Linked DNA regions of Mus musculus: regions 1 and 3 are each linked to region 2. The links are chromatin loops, found by intact Hi-C in ENCODE. Cell type or tissue: left cerebral cortex. All regions are shown on one strand.

What was found. A loop is a pair of places that touch in the nucleus more often than their neighbours do. Peaks named below come from ENCODE experiments on the same cell type or tissue, not always from the same donor. Only the 100,000 strongest peaks of a DNase experiment are listed, where the experiment ranks them.
Region 1: it touches region 2 in a loop (13-fold over the local background); 18 of 42 quality-filtered maps call a loop at or near these places.
Region 3: it touches region 2 in a loop (2.6-fold over the local background); 2 of 42 quality-filtered maps call a loop at or near these places.

What each region holds. Positions count from the first base shown.
Region 1 is chr2:3,814,023-3,819,022 of GRCm38, forward strand. Gm36031 (a long non-coding RNA gene) reads left to right here. Exons shown (of 5, transcript XR_373951.3): 4 at 1,412-1,606. Among named protein-coding and RNA genes, the nearest start is that of Gm36031, 8.7 kb to the left of the region's middle. In left cerebral cortex, a CTCF peak has its summit at 2,179; DNase peaks (open chromatin) are centred at 1,829, 2,317 and 3,828; H3K27ac peaks cover 1,117 bases.
Region 2 is chr2:4,490,663-4,495,662 of GRCm38, forward strand. The region is part of intron 4 of Frmd4a (FERM domain containing 4A); the gene reads left to right. The region is part of intron 3 of Gm39751 (a long non-coding RNA gene); the gene reads right to left. Among named protein-coding and RNA genes, the nearest start is that of Gm39751, 21 kb to the right of the region's middle. In left cerebral cortex, a CTCF peak has its summit at 2,082 (motif pointing left); DNase peaks (open chromatin) are centred at 389, 1,151, 2,057 and 2,671; H3K27ac peaks cover 476 bases.
Region 3 is chr2:4,033,851-4,038,850 of GRCm38, forward strand. It overlaps a transcript of Frmd4a not described here. Among named protein-coding and RNA genes, the nearest start is that of Gm52545, 4.4 kb to the left of the region's middle. In left cerebral cortex, no CTCF peak of the experiment used is centred here; DNase peaks (open chromatin) are centred at 2,539, 2,950 and 4,386; H3K27ac peaks cover 1,261 bases.

The DNA of each region.
Region 1 (5,000 bases), 680 kb before region 2:
TTCTTTCGGATCCCGTCCCTAGGGTCCTGACAAGAGGCCTTCAGATCTCCCCATGCATTTTCCAAGGACAGTGTTTTCAGCTCCCCCCCCCCCCCCCGTTCTCATCAGGGTCTCGTCAGGGTAAACACTAGGCTGGAGTCTGGTTGGAGGCAAACAGAGGATTCCCTCTCCCACTGAGCCCTGAGTCTTTATCTTCCTCTCCCCCCTTCCCCTCAAGCCCAAGAACTAGTATTCACCTCTGAAGATTAAACCCAAGAACACCCCTCTCTGTGAATCCTTGAACCGGATGCATCTGATCGGCCATTGTGGTTAAAACCTGAGCCTAGTCCTCTGGCTGCCCCCATCTTAAGGCATGATGGGTGTTGCTGGTTTACTTCCATGCATCAGTTATTTTGTGTTACTCTGATAAAATATCTGATGAAAGCAACTTAAGGAAGGGTGTGACAAAGGATATAGTCCTTCGTGGTGAGGTGGCACGAAGGTGACAATGACTTTAGCTGTAGTGGCAAGGGCTTCAGGCAGGTGGTTATATTGTGCCCATGGCCAGGAAGCAGAGGAGATGAATCTGTTGGTCTGTTTACTAGTTTTTTTCTTCTGTTCTTCCTTTTTATACAATCTAGGATGCATACCCATTTGATAATGATGCCCATATTCAACCCAAGTCTTGTTTACCAGTTGAATCTCTCTGGAAACCTTCACAGTCATACCTAGAGGTGTATCTCCTGGGTGATTCTAAATTTGATCTAATTGACAATGAATATTAATTATTTCATTTTCCAAACATAGGCGGTCTCATGGATTTGAACTATCTCTTGCTACTCTTGGTAGCTAGTATAATTTACAGTTATACTGGAATATAATGGGTCCATATGATGAAGGCGTTGCTCCCTGTGTGGCACTATGGGGTGGAAGTAGAACCTTTTAGGGGTGGGGGAAGGGCCTAATGGAAGCGATTTTGCTGTTTTTAAGGCGAGGTCTTGGTGTGCAGCTCAAGCCACTTAATACTTGCTAGGTAGCCCAGGCTGGTCTTGAACACACAGCAGGTCTCTGTTCTCTTTGAGTGCTGGGACTGCAGGTGTGCACCAGAAGCTGCCTCCAGTGGCGGTGCTCAGGCCTCTTCAAAGAGGACAGTAGATGGCACCTCAGCCCCTTCCCCTTTCTTCTGCCTTTGCACCATAAGTGGATAGCTCTGCCCTACCACACGCTCCCCGCCATGAGAGGACTAGATGCAACAGACCCTAGAGCAATAGTAACCAATGCAGACCCCCAAACCTAAATATATCTTTGTAAATGGAGCTTTTCTTTCCTCTTTGTAAGTAGATCATCTCAGATATTTATGCTAGTGGCAGAAAGCTAACAGTGACCTCTGAGCCACAATGATACCATCCCCTTCTGTGAATCCTTGGACCAGGTGCATCTGATTGGATCTGGTCACAGAAGATACTTTGCGAAGTATTCGGATGAATCAACAACCGAGAATCACCGCCAGGAAGGAGGAACTGCCACACCTTCCTTTGTTTATGTTTCCTAGCTGTGGCCTACACAAACCCACATTCAGCCTGACAGAGAGCGGGATCGGTGCTTTCCGGAACCTACTGAAAAACTGGTATTATGATTATATTTTCATGTTCCAGACTTATTGAAATGGCTTTTAGTCCCTATGCTAAGGTCAAAGGTTTAATGGATGCTTAAAAAATCTATTATTTTTATTTCCTACATTTGAGTATTTGCCTGCACATGTGTATGTGTACCACGTGTATCGCTGATGATGGCAGAGTCCAGAAGAGGGTGTTGGATCCCCTGCAGCTGGAGTCACAGATGGTTGTGAGCCTCCTGATGTGAGTGCTGAGAACTGAACCCAGGTCCTCTGGAAGAGCAGCAAGTGCTCTTAACTACTGAGCACCTTATAGGTGTCTAATAATACTTTTTAATCACGTGACATTTTGCTCAAGTCTTCTTTAAACTAGTATGTTGGCTTATATTTACCCATTCTCAATTTTCTTAGTTTTCCAGGAAGGGAGAAAAACCCACTTTTAACATTTTAAATTTAAATTTAAATTTAAATTTTAACATTTAAATGAATACTAGCCTTCAAAGAAACTCTAATAATCACAAGGTAAGAGGTAAATATGGGGGTGAACAGCAACAGCGAGCAGTAGACAAGTAACTCAACACTAGAGGTCCCTCTCTTCTTAAGATCTAAAGGCCTGCCCTGTCTGGGATCTTAGCCAGCTTCAGTGGCTTCTGACTGGGAACAGAAAGTGAGGAGCAAAGGAAATCTGAACCAGAGAATTCTTTGTGGCATTGCAAATTAGATCTCAGGCAGCAGAGGCCTGCATCACTGAGTTCTGGCTCGCCCACAAAGTATTTGCTCCCCAACTCTCAGCCCCAGCTTCATTTTGTTCTATTTCTATCTGCTTCTTAATTTAGCCATGTGACTGCATTCAAACCCTTTTATCTCGTCCCCATCTGGAAGGCAATCTGGGTTGGTCCTGAATTTTTATTCCTGTGGAATAGAAGAGAGTGACAGAGTCCCCACTGCTCCTCCGAGGGTCACTGCGATGCCGAGGTGAACTGAGGGATTTCACAGATCAGGTGGCAAGGGCTCATGGCAGACAGGAAGAAGCTGACATTATTCACACGCAGCTAGCAAGTCAGAGAAATGAGGGCTTAGATGAGGGCTGTTGTTTTCCAGCAAGGGCCAGTGTCTGGCAGGCAAAGAACTAAGGAGACAGTCTCGTGAGAAGGCCAGAGCTTGCTTTTAAAACCGGGAAGACAATGGCGACCAATACTGGGAAGGAAATGGAAAGATCACATAGGAAAGGAAAGCTCTCTTCTTCGTCTTAGTAGTGTCACCTCCGGTGAAGAAGGGGACACCGAGGGTGACAGTCTCTTTGGAGGTCTCCATGATGCTCATGTTTTTCTTTTTAATGTTGTGTGAAATTTTAGCTTCATTGTGAAGTCTAGACAGAGCCTGGTCCTTTCTCTGTGTCTGTCTCCCAGAGGCTTCTGTTTTCTTCTACAGACACACATACCTCAGCATCCTTTGTGGCCTGGTGGTGGAGCTGGAAGCAGCATTGGACACTCTGTAGTGACCAGAAGTAGTGTGTGTGTGTGTGGTATTTGTGTGGTGTGTGTGGTATGTGTTTGTGTGGTGTGTGTGTGTGTGGGGGTGTGGTGTGTATGCTTGTGTGGTGTGTGTATGTGTGTGTGGTGTGTGTATGTGTGTGTGGTGTGTGTGTGTGCTTGTGTGGTATGTGTGTGTGTGGTGTGTGTCTGCTTGTGTGTGGTACATGTGTGTGTATGTGTGCTTTATGTGGTGTGTGTGTGTGTGTGTGTGTGTGTGTGTGTGTGTGGTGTGTCTGTGCATGCAAGCACTTGTGCAAGGCTCATGGTGACTCTGGAAGGAGGTCCAGAAAATTTAGTCAAAACAACGTTACAGTCTAGAAATGGGATCATAAACTCTGGGGACTAGAGGATAAGTCCTTGGCCTTGGAAGCTCCTTTCTCCATTGTGCTAAGTTCAGCCTGAGAAAAACCAGTTCAGGGCTCATGGCCTATGTGCAAGAGCTATGCCTAGTGTTTCTTAGGTCTCAGTCCCCAGTCCCTTTGTTGTCTGTTACCATGTCTAGTGTTCCTTGGGTTCTAGTGTTTCCAAACCTAGGAATTTCCTGAGAATCTCCTGACTAAAATGGCTGTTCTCACACACAGCCAGATACGTCCTTAATGATTTCTACCAAATCCAGTGGCTTTGAATTTGGCATCCATTGCATTCTGCAAAGGCAATCTGAGCCCGAAAAACGCTTTGGCAGTGAGAGCCATCTGCCTGTGGAGAGGCTGGACCCAGTTTAGGAGAGGCAGAAAATTATGCAAATTATCAGTGCAATCTGACATTCACCATTTAACTGACTCAGTCCAGAGTTGATTGTATAAAGAAGGAAGGCTACATGTAGCTGGATGCCTGGGCTGGAAATCTTTGTGTACTGTGTTCAGGTACTTGTTATATGAGGTGGGCAGAGAACAACCTTGGATATCCATCTTGTTTTATGCATTAGGCTCTCAGGCTTGGAGCTCACCAAGTAGGCTAGACTTGGTTACCCAGTGAACCCCAGGTATCCTCCTGTCTCCTTTTTTCAACTGTTTATAATTAAACGTGCTACTACAGCTTTTTGTTTGCTTGTTTGTTTGTTTGTTAAACATCTGCTCTTGAATCCAACTTAGGCTCTTGGCTCTTGTACTTGTGTGCCAAGCCCTCTACTGACTGAGCTGTCTCGACAGCCCTTAAATGGGTTTTCCATCTACATGACTAACGGTGGTCATAGCTACCTTCCTTTTGCCGGGAGAGTACAGAGAAGTTGGAGAACACTGGTCCTCATGTTGGGAAAGCTCTACTTAAGTTTCTTGTCACCTGAGTGCTAGCAGTTGTGGAATAGTTTACAGATGGGGATACATTGTTACCCCAGAACTCCATTCCAGGTTTAGTAAAACAAAAACAAAAACAAAAACAAAAACAAAAACAAACAAACAAACAAACAAAACAAAACAAAACAAAAACAAAACAGCTGTCTGTGGCAGAGCCACAATAGGTTTCCCATGTGGTTTGGCATCTCTGGGCTCACCCACAGTAGTGAGATGTCCCAGGAAACACCTTTGATTCTATGCTTCCTTAACTTTCTCTATAAGGAAACACATCTCAGTTTCAAATGATTGAGCAGGGACACCTGCTCATTGCTGATGGCTTGAAGCTTTGGGAGACAGGATTCATGACCTGACAGCAGTATTCTTGTTAATTCAGGGACTGGCAGGGTGCAGCCTCAGGCCCCAGGGGAAATGGGATTTTCTGGTGGTCTCACACCTTGTTTTGTCTTGAACACATTCACTCTCCTATGAGATGAACAGACTCTAAAATGAAATCCAATTAACCTTTAGCAGTGAGCAAGCTGGGCACTGGCGAAGCACATTCGTTTTTTTCCCAATTCTTCAGTTGTCATGACACCAAGA
Region 2 (5,000 bases):
TGGCTATTATCTAGAAGAAGATTCTCTGGCCCTGAAGATGTCTCTCTCCGTGATTGAGACTATAGTTGCTACTTCCTGTTCCTTGAAAGGACAATGGTGTCTTATTGGAGGTGCCTAGCTAACCCGACCTTGCCTTAATTCAGCTGGGTCCCTGGTTACAAAGTAAAGCCTCTGAAATCCTAAGCATCAGAGGCACTTGGCTGCAGAAATCCACAGCTTACCATCCACATTATTATCACCCCCTCTTCACCACCGAAAGTCAGCGTTCCAAATGTGACATTTGTGTTCATTACAAAATGAAACCACTGGCCCGTTTAATTAACATTTGCTGTAAATATTCAGTGGTTCCCCAAGTGCCAAGAGGTAGCTAGCTGCAAGAGTGGCAGCAGGGCAGGGGCCTGGCAGAGCTCTCGCTGGCTGACGTCATCTGGATAGAGGTCAGTGTGTTACAGCCTTAGCTCATAGCCTCTGTGAGGTAAAAAAGAGATGCCATTCCCCAAGGCTGCAGGCAGGTCTAGATGTATAATCATTCAAGCAACCAGAATGGAGTACATACCTCAACTTCAGACTAGGATAAAATACTGAGTCCCGAGTCCTCTGAGCTGCTGTGGGTGTGACATGGCTCCTGGAGGTTACCATTCTGGCTGGCTTTGACCTCAGCCTAGACGGTTGCTCCTTTCAGCTCAGAAGAAAGCACTAAGATTATCCCTGGTGTGTGTGGAAAATAACTTATTTTAATATGTACATTTTGTGGGCTGGAGAAATGACTGGCGCGGGGCGGGGGAGGGGGGGAGTAAGACTGAATAAGCTGAGGGCATGGCCAGCTCAAAGGTATGGTTAAGGGGAAGGGTTTATTATAGGTGTGAGGAAGAAAACAGCCAGAGGCATCTGGAAGAGCATAGAGCAGAGAAGGCAATAGAACACGACCAGCAGACTGGCTTTGACCATGGGGTTAGAGGAGAGAGAAAGAGAAGGAGAAGACCAACATGGAGCAAAATGGAGAGGGGGTGCTGAAATAGCAGGGCTATAAAGAGAAGTGAGTATCTGGGGAGGGAAGCCCATGAGCTAAAGGCAGCGCTGAGAAGAGCCAGGATGCTAGCATGGACTCTGAAATGTGTGCTTGTACTTGTGATGCTGGGAGCCTGGAAGCCAGCGTGCACTTTAGTATATGAGTAAGCACCACAGATGTGTGCCTTGTGCCAGTGATAAGGGGATGGCTCTTTGGTAGAGAGGGAAGCAGCTTCATGGGTTCCTGGGGAATGCTGGCTTTTGTCTAGCCACCAGAATTCAGGGAAATGGAGTTTCCTTTGGGCCTGACAGCTGCCAGGCCTGGTGACCTGAGTTCCCTCCCTGGAACCCAGGTGGTGGACAGAGAGAGATGACTCTGCCAAGCACTCCTCTATCCTCCACAGACACAAGTGCATTCACACACAGGGAGGGGTTTGCCTTGCTGTTCAAGTATGATGAAGCCAACAGATCAAGGGTTGAAAGTGTCCTGTGACAGAGCCCAGGAGAAGAGGTGATGTCACATGGTGCCGGGAGAGTTGGGAGGCAAAGGGGGGAAAAGAAGGCAGTATCCTCTACTGGGCTTTCTATGGAAAGCCACTGCCGCGCTGGGAAAACAGGCTTGGGATTGGCTAATTTAAATGACTATGATTTCAATGGGCTTTCCAACCTAGGGCCTTTCCCATGTCATCTGGAACATGTCTCTGGTCAGAAAGGTAGGGGACCATGAGAGAAGAGATGGTGGCAGCATTTGAGAGTCAGTAGAGGTTGTAGAAGTGAGACTTTGGGCCCCTTAGTCATATTTGAGAGTTAGAGCTCTGATGGCCATGGGTAGCTTACTAGCTGTATGAACTGGCTGACTTTGAAGCCAGCAAGGCCCAGACATTCACGCATTGTAAAGATACGGTTAATGCCGAGCAGACTTGGGGTTGCCTGTATAGACCCTTGCAGCGGAAGATACATCTTTTGTTTTCCCTGGACTCACTCAGAAACTCAGAAGGTTCTTTGTAAACTGTTTGAGGAAGCCATCCCTTCCCTACATGGGCAGTTAAGGAGGAGCAACAGTGCCCCCTACTGACACAGAGGACCACAAACCAGATGTTCATAAAAGCACCAGACCTAGTTTTTTGGAGGGGGAGAGAGGAAAGGGCAACCTCAACTTTTCTTGCAAACCATCGAGTCCCCTCATTTCCCCAGAAATCTCTTCAACCTTGTGCCCGGCCAGGGTGGGAATAGAGATGTCTCGGGTCTCTTTTCATCCAGACATTTCACTTCAGAGTTTCCTAGCACAGATCGAAAGTTCAGGATGAATTAAACGCCCAAGGTTATGAACAAACACATGCCAGGCCCCAAGCCTCCAGGATTTTCCAGTCTGTTGTCTTGGTGATAAAGGTTAACAGGAAACTGCTTTCCGATTTCTGTCAAGAGGAGGATTGCTCTCTCTCTCTCTCTCTCTCTCTCTCTCCCTTTCCCCCTCCGCTCCCCCTCCCCTCTCCCTCTCTTGCTCTCCCTCTCTTGCTCTCCCTCCCTTCCACCTCTCTCCTAGCCATGCTTGTCATTTCTGCACCTCCTTGGACTTGACTGCCAGATGGTAGACGTCCATGAAAACGGAAGCGGGCGCCTGAGACAGCAGGGCTGCCGCCTCATTTACTTCTCCATTACCGCAGCGCGGAAGGGAGAAGTGGAGTGTTGGGCTCTTAGGAGATAGTCTTCAGGAGAAACCTGGGGCTGAGGAGGGGGGCTGAGGAGGGGGGTACACAGGACATCTCTGTGCTTTAGTTGAGGACTAAGGCAAACGGGATAAAGACACAGGACTTGGAAAACTGGGCTATTTCAGACCCCGTGGGCTTCCACTCAAACATTACTATGGCGATAAGCCTTCCCTGCCAGGCTTGGGAGGTCACTGGTGGGTTTTTGTCATTAAGAGACAAGCAAATCAGCAGCCATGCTTTATCCACTTTCTGTGTAGACAGGGAAAGACAGGAAGTAGCCTGAAACCTGGCTGTGTTGGGGGGTGAGACCCCACACCTGAAGTTTTATGACATTTTGCTTATCATTTGTTATTTCTTTGTCCTTACTCTTTCTCTGCTGATGTGGCTTAAATCTGAATTATACACACGCACACACAGATAGATACACACAGATGCAGACACATGCACACACACATACACACAGAGAGACACAGACACACATATACACACAGAAAGACACAGACATACAAACACACACACATACACACACAGAAACACACACACAAGCACAGACACACACAAACACACATGTACACACATACACACAGACACAGGCACACACACACATACACACAGAGAGATACACACACACACAGATACAGACACATGCACACACACATATACACAGAGAGACGCAGACACACACGTACACAGACATACACACACACATACACAGAGAGATACACACACAGACACATGTGTAAACACACAGAGAGAGACACAGACACACATATACATACAGAAAGACACAGACATACAAACACACACACATCCACACACACGCACGCACACACTCACGCACATACGTTTGTTGAATGTTCGGACCCAACTGGTGCTGCCATTTGGGGACATTGAGGAACCTTTGTGACATGGGACTTATCTAGCAAAGGCAGGTTGCTGGAGGGAAACCTTGGAGGATATATTTGTCTTGGTTCCAGCCTGAGCTCTGTGCTTCCTAAACCATCCACGAAAACATGAGCAAACCTTTCTGAAAGCCCCCTCAGCTGCCACACTGTCCCTGCCACGCTGGACTGGTGTCTCCAAACATCAACCCCAAATGAGTCCTTCCTCCTTTTCATTGCTTCTGTGAGGTGTTCCTTCACAATGACAAGAAAGTAGCATACTACCCCTTAGGGACTCTGACCAAGGTGGGACAGACTGAAGAAAAGCTGAGCATCAAAGTTAGCAGTTATGTCAGGCTCTGTACTTGATCTAGAGGCACAAAGATAACAGTGGTATGCCCCACCCCTCCTGGAGGCCTGGGTTGTCAGAAATGACAGGGCTGAGGGAAGTGTACTGAGCAGTGCCCCAGGAGCTCAGGGGAGGGGCTGTGCTTGCATATATGGTGGAGCTGGGGGTAGGGGAGCAGGAGCTATAGCAATGTCCTCTGCGGGGTGGCTTGGGCAGAAGCACGGCTGTCAGGTGATCTCTGAGCCAGCATAAACTTCCAGGAGTGCAATCCCATACTCACCCAGTCAGCCATTACCCCACTGTGTCCATGTCTCACTATCAAAACGGAACACAGTACCAGAATAATAGCAGACTCCCCCGAAGGCTAACGGTGACTTTTCCACTATGTGATAATTTGAGTCTACATTTGTGGAGTCTGAAATAGCTCAATTTTCAAAGTACTTCCCTGTCTGTGTTGCTTTTATTCCTCTCGTTTTCTCTCTTCTTTCCAGTTTGTTATTCTGCCTGCCCTTTAACAACGACAGCGCAGCTAGAGAACGACCAGTCCCCTCTGGCAGGCTTTGCACATGAGGACCATTCAGTAACCCTTTGGAATTTTGCTAACTCTGACTTTGCAGTGAGTTGCTGTTGTCTGTTGATGGAGGTGACCGGCCTGTCTCTGAGTGACACCAGGTTCACTGGCACCTGCACACAGTCACCAGAGCAGCTTCTTCACACACATCGCTTGCTCGCTTAGTCTACAGACCAGAGAAAGGGTTCTGAGACTGGCCTGCCTGGCCTGGGTTTTGTGAGGAGAGATTTTTGCTTTGTGTGTGTGTGTGTGTGTGTGTGTCTGTGTGTGTGTGTGTCTGTGTGTGTGTGTGTGTGTGTGTGTGTGTGTGTGTGTGTGTGTGTGTGTGTGTGTGTTGAGATAAGGTTTTGTGTAGCCTAGGCTGCAGATGTAGCTCTTGCTATGTAGCTAAGGGTGACTGTGAACTTCCATTTCTCCAGCTGGGACCTCCCACAGCTGGAATTACAGGTGTGTACCACTAAATTCAGTTTTGGCTTGTTGCT
Region 3 (5,000 bases), 460 kb before region 2:
TTACTTGGATGACTCATAATATATTTAATAGTCCCTCACTGATGGGTACTTAGGCTAGTTTAATACATTACCATTACAAACTACTCTACGGTGATGCTCGTACACGTGCAGGCATCTTTGTGCAAGTGGCTGGCACATGGCATGGCACAAAATTCTAGGTGGGGAAGGATAGATCAAGACAATATCTCCTCACATTTTTATAAATATTATACAATTACTTCAATGGCACCCTGCCAATCATTCTCTCTCTCTCTCTCTCTCTCTCTCTCTCTCTCTCTCTCTCTCTCTCATTTCAACTTCGGAAGCTTGAGTTCAGTAAGATCCAGTTCATAGGGGCTGGTTGCAGGGAGATGGAGTGTAAGAAGTAAGGTAGTCTCTAAAGGGTATTTATAATCTTACTGTATAAACAATTACAGCATTAAATGTCTACAAAATTCAAGTGGCAAATGAGCTGAGAATATCAATTGCACATCTGCCGCATCTCAAAGGCAGATGGCCTTTTAATTTTATATCCCAAGAATTACACCCAAATTTCATTCCTCTCCCCAGAACGCTTCCTCACTCTTTTTACTTTCACACTTTTCAAATATCACGTGCATTTTAACATAAACTGCCACAAAACTATCTTGTATCTCCCACTGTAAAGACATCAAGAACTGATTGACATTTAACCCATGGACCCATAAAAAAAAAGACTATAAGGCACCATCTCTGTTGTCAGGGACCTTACAATCTAGGTTGAGAAATCAACATTTAAAACCAAGTGGTGATATGCCAGAGGAAGGGGAACAAGTGTTCTGCTGTATAATTTAACTATCCACACTTGGAAAGACAAAGAAGGGAGAGATTGTTTTTCATAAGAGCGGCTGTCAGAGATGCTTAGGAGACAGATGGGTGTTGGCTTGGGCTGGGGCACAAGAAAAAGAAAGGCAGGAAGAAAGAAAGGAGGAGCAAATGAGGTTGAGTAGTATATAGGCTGGAGGGAGAGTGGATGAGATTGTGTACCTATGGGAGGGAACAGTGGGACCATGGAACAAAAGACCCTGCTTGGGATGAGTAACAGGAGGTGACCAGGAGCCATTACAGCCTACTGATGAGGGCATCCAATGAAAGATGGTCTGTACTGTGTTCAGGATATTCCTGCAGAACCAAACTGGCTCAGATCTGGTCACATGCGCACAGCAACAGGAGTTACAATTGACATTTTAGTGTCACCCGCGTGTAATATGGTCCTTATGGTTAAAGCTTTGTGAATTTACCTAAATATATTGAGTTCCCAGAGGTTATCAAGGCTGTCTGCCCAACAAGCATTGTTTGAAGGAAGACTTGGGTCATGGTGGGAGTCATCCAACAAGGGGATGAGTGTGCAGGTTCCCAGGTCTGTGGCCACAGAGGGCTGTACTTGTAGTGATTGGTAGAGAGGAACACTGCTGGTAGAACTCAGGCTTAGAGATATGTAAGGACAAGAAAGGAAAATCTATGTATTACTCATTGTACCCAGTCTCGTACTGAGTACCAAAGGGGAGCAGAGCACTGTCCAAGACAGTATTCCATCCAGGGACCTTCAATGTGGGCTGGCTGAGAGCATAAAGAAGAAAGGACAAGGACAAGTAATGAGAAACCAATGAGAGATGGGCAGAAATGCTATGGAGATTCAAAGAGGAGCTCTTGGATGACAGGGGAACCAGGATAATTAAGTATTGGACCTCTCTCGAGGGGGTATTAGAGCCCAGGTTACAGTGTTGAGAAGAGTAGAAGGAACATGTATGAAAACCAGAGCACAATAAATTCCCTTTTGTCTTTGTGTAGTCTTTCATTTTAGTAGGAGGCTGGGTATCAGAGCTCATAGGCCCCATTTGTATACCTGTGAACACGTGTGTGTGTGTGTGTGTGTGTGTGTGTGTGTGTGTGTGTGTGTGTGTGTATGTGTGTGTATGTGTGTGTGTGTGTGTGTGTGTGTGGTGTGTGTTTGTGTGTGTGTGTATGTGTTTGTATGTGTTTGTGTTTGTGTGTGTGTGTGTGTGTGTGTGTGTGTGTGTGTGTGTGTGTGTTACATGTGGAGGCCCAAGGTTAACACCAGTTAGTATCTTCTTCAGTTGTTCTTTACTTTAAAGTCTGACACAATCTCACCCTGAACCTGGACCTTACTGATTCAAATAGGCTGACTAGCTAGCAGGCCACATGGCTCTTCCAATCTCCACTTCCACAGAGCTGTGATTGTGGCCATAGACTTGATATAGCACCATGGGTTCCAGGGGGACATGTCACAATCAGGTTCTAATGGACTCATGGCAAGTGGTTTACTGACTGAGCCATATCTGCAGCTCCAGAACACCCTCTTAGTAAACAGCCACAATGGCGTGGACACACTTCCAATCAATGCCTCCAGTTCTTTGAAGGAGGCAGTAGCTGTTAAACCTGAGACTTAAAAGCAGTGCACGAACTGCTCTGAGATGAAAGACATATACGGAGGGAGAAGCATCTTTGAATTTAAAAAAAGAATTCACTATTTCATATGAAAGCCAGGCTGTCTTTCCCCCTCAATCTGCTTCTGCATAATTTTAGTCTATTTTTCTAATTATGGTAACTGAACAAGAAAAGTCCCAACTGCTGTTCACATTCTTACAACTTCTCCTCAAGGAGAAAAAAAAATAATAACTTGGAAGTCCGTATCTGTGCCAGAGAAAATGGAACAAAGACAGGGTGTTAATTTTCTTTGTGTAAGTTGTCTTTGGCACATTTCTTTCCTTTCCTGCCCAAATAATTTTAAAAAGGAGTATCATTGAAGACCAATTAAAGGGATTTGGATGAGGTTCTGAGTTTGCGGTTGGTATCAATCAATTGTGCAATTTGGCCATCACTAGCCCTTCAAAAATGGCTACATTTAACTGTAGCTGAAGGAATAGAAATGAGATGGAGCCCTCTTTTGTCTGAACAACAGCTTCAAAGGGCTGAAAATGTGGGGGTTTCTTCATTCTTTGAATCAGAGGTTGTCCATTTGGCAAGGAGAAAATGTAGCCAATGTGCCTTGGATTCTTGGCCAGTGAATGCTGGCCCGCTACTTCCAACAACAGAATCATAATGAATCCAATAGAGAGGAAGAAAGGACAGCAGGGCAGGAGATGGGAAACTGGAGTTCGGACTCTGTGAGGGAGTACTGCGACTGAAAACACAAGCAGCCATATCCTTCGGTGTGCCTGTATCACCAGTCCTGTTGAGACCAGTCCCCTGGCATTTCTCTAGAGCTCGCTGGGGACGCCAACGGATGGTGTTAGACAACACTGTTGATGGAGGCTTCCCAATCCCCACTCCTTATTTCTGAAAGTCCCTAGTACAGCTGACTGCCTGTCTTTCAAGTTATCACCTTGCAAAAGGACTACTTCTTGGTTTTCTCTCTAGTTTTCTCTTGTGGTTAGCAAATTGGAGCGGTGTTCAGTGGGAGAGAGGGGGCTCTTCCTTCAGGTCAATGTAAAGCCTTGTTTCTGGGGTGTCTATAAGACACAACAGAGATTATGTATCTGTGCATTCTTTTTTAAGCTTATTTCTGGAGAGTGTATTCCCACCGAGGACCCTCCTCCTGATTGGCTGGTAGATCACCCTGCAAGTTTCTGTTCCATTATGATATGTTGACTTCACCCTTGAATATTATTTCTGACTTATCCTTGGGCTCAAATTAGGAGCTTTCTGATATTTATCATGTTCCTGGTGACAGTGGAATGCAAAAAATAAACAAAAAACACAATGTAGCAAAGAGAAGTATGAAAAGTCAGACACCAAGAATAAAAGAAAACACAGCCATTCAAGACCAGCTAAAGGGGATTTGAATGGGAGGCTCAGAGTCTGCAGTTTGTACAAATCAATAGTGCAATTTGACCATCAATAGACTTTGAAAGGCTCTTCCAAAATGGTTGCATTTAACTGTAGCTGAGGGTTAGAAATGAACTCCAGTGAAGAGTCCTCCTTTGTTTAAAAGCCTGAGCTTCAGATGACTGGGAAGTGGTTTTCCCCTTCAATGTTCAAACCAATGTTTGTCGATTAGCAGTGTGTACTGGTGACAGAGAAGAGTAAAAACATCTTCCCTCAAGCAACACTCTGTTTCAAGTGGTTTCCATTTTCTTGGACCCTGTGTCAGATAGGGATTAGAATCTTCTTAAAACCCAAAACAAATATCTTTATATAGTTATGAATTTCCTAAATTCTCAATCATTTTCTCAGGATCCCCCTTTCCTTCATATCCCAACCCCCTCCTCAGCACATACACATTTCTACAGGCTGAGAGTTTCAGATATATGAAATAAGCTGTAGCTTTTGGTTGGTGGTTGAATCATGTCACATTTTTCAAGAGCTGGATGAATGTAAGGTGAGAAACATGAACACTACTCCTCAGGCAGAGCCTCCCTGGGTGTTTGCTTAGTCACAAGCTCTTCTCTCCATCTTTTCTTATAGCAAGTACAGTTTCCTATAGCAGCCTGGTTTGAACTGTGGCTTAAATGCTAGACCAAACTTCTTTAGCCCTTTTCCATGTAGAAAATACACAGCACATTGTACAGAAGGCCCTTGTCTATAGTTCTTAATATTCATGGTTGCTTAAGCATTTCCTTCATTTACCATCAAAGCCATGCAGGAAGATGAAGAAGTTAACTCAGAGCACAGCAGAGGCAGGGGCGAGGCCCTACCCAGCTAGCTTATCCTCTGTGCTTAACAGTGGCAAGCAGATATCTGAGTTCTTTTGCAATGTTAAAAAAAGAACTATGTTTGCTGTCTCCTAAGAATGAAAGGGCTGGGGTCATGGGATGGTGATTGATAGGATAATCAAAAAGAAACCTGGAGCAAATGACTGGATTGATATGCAAAATAAAAGACTGGGCTTATGATCTGCAAGAGATGAGCTATCCAGAGAAATTTTTAGAATACCAAGAGAGAACTGCTTGGAGAACTGTCTCAAGCAGGAGAGAGAGAGAGAGAGAGAGAGAGAGAGAGAGAGAGAGAGAGAGAGAGAG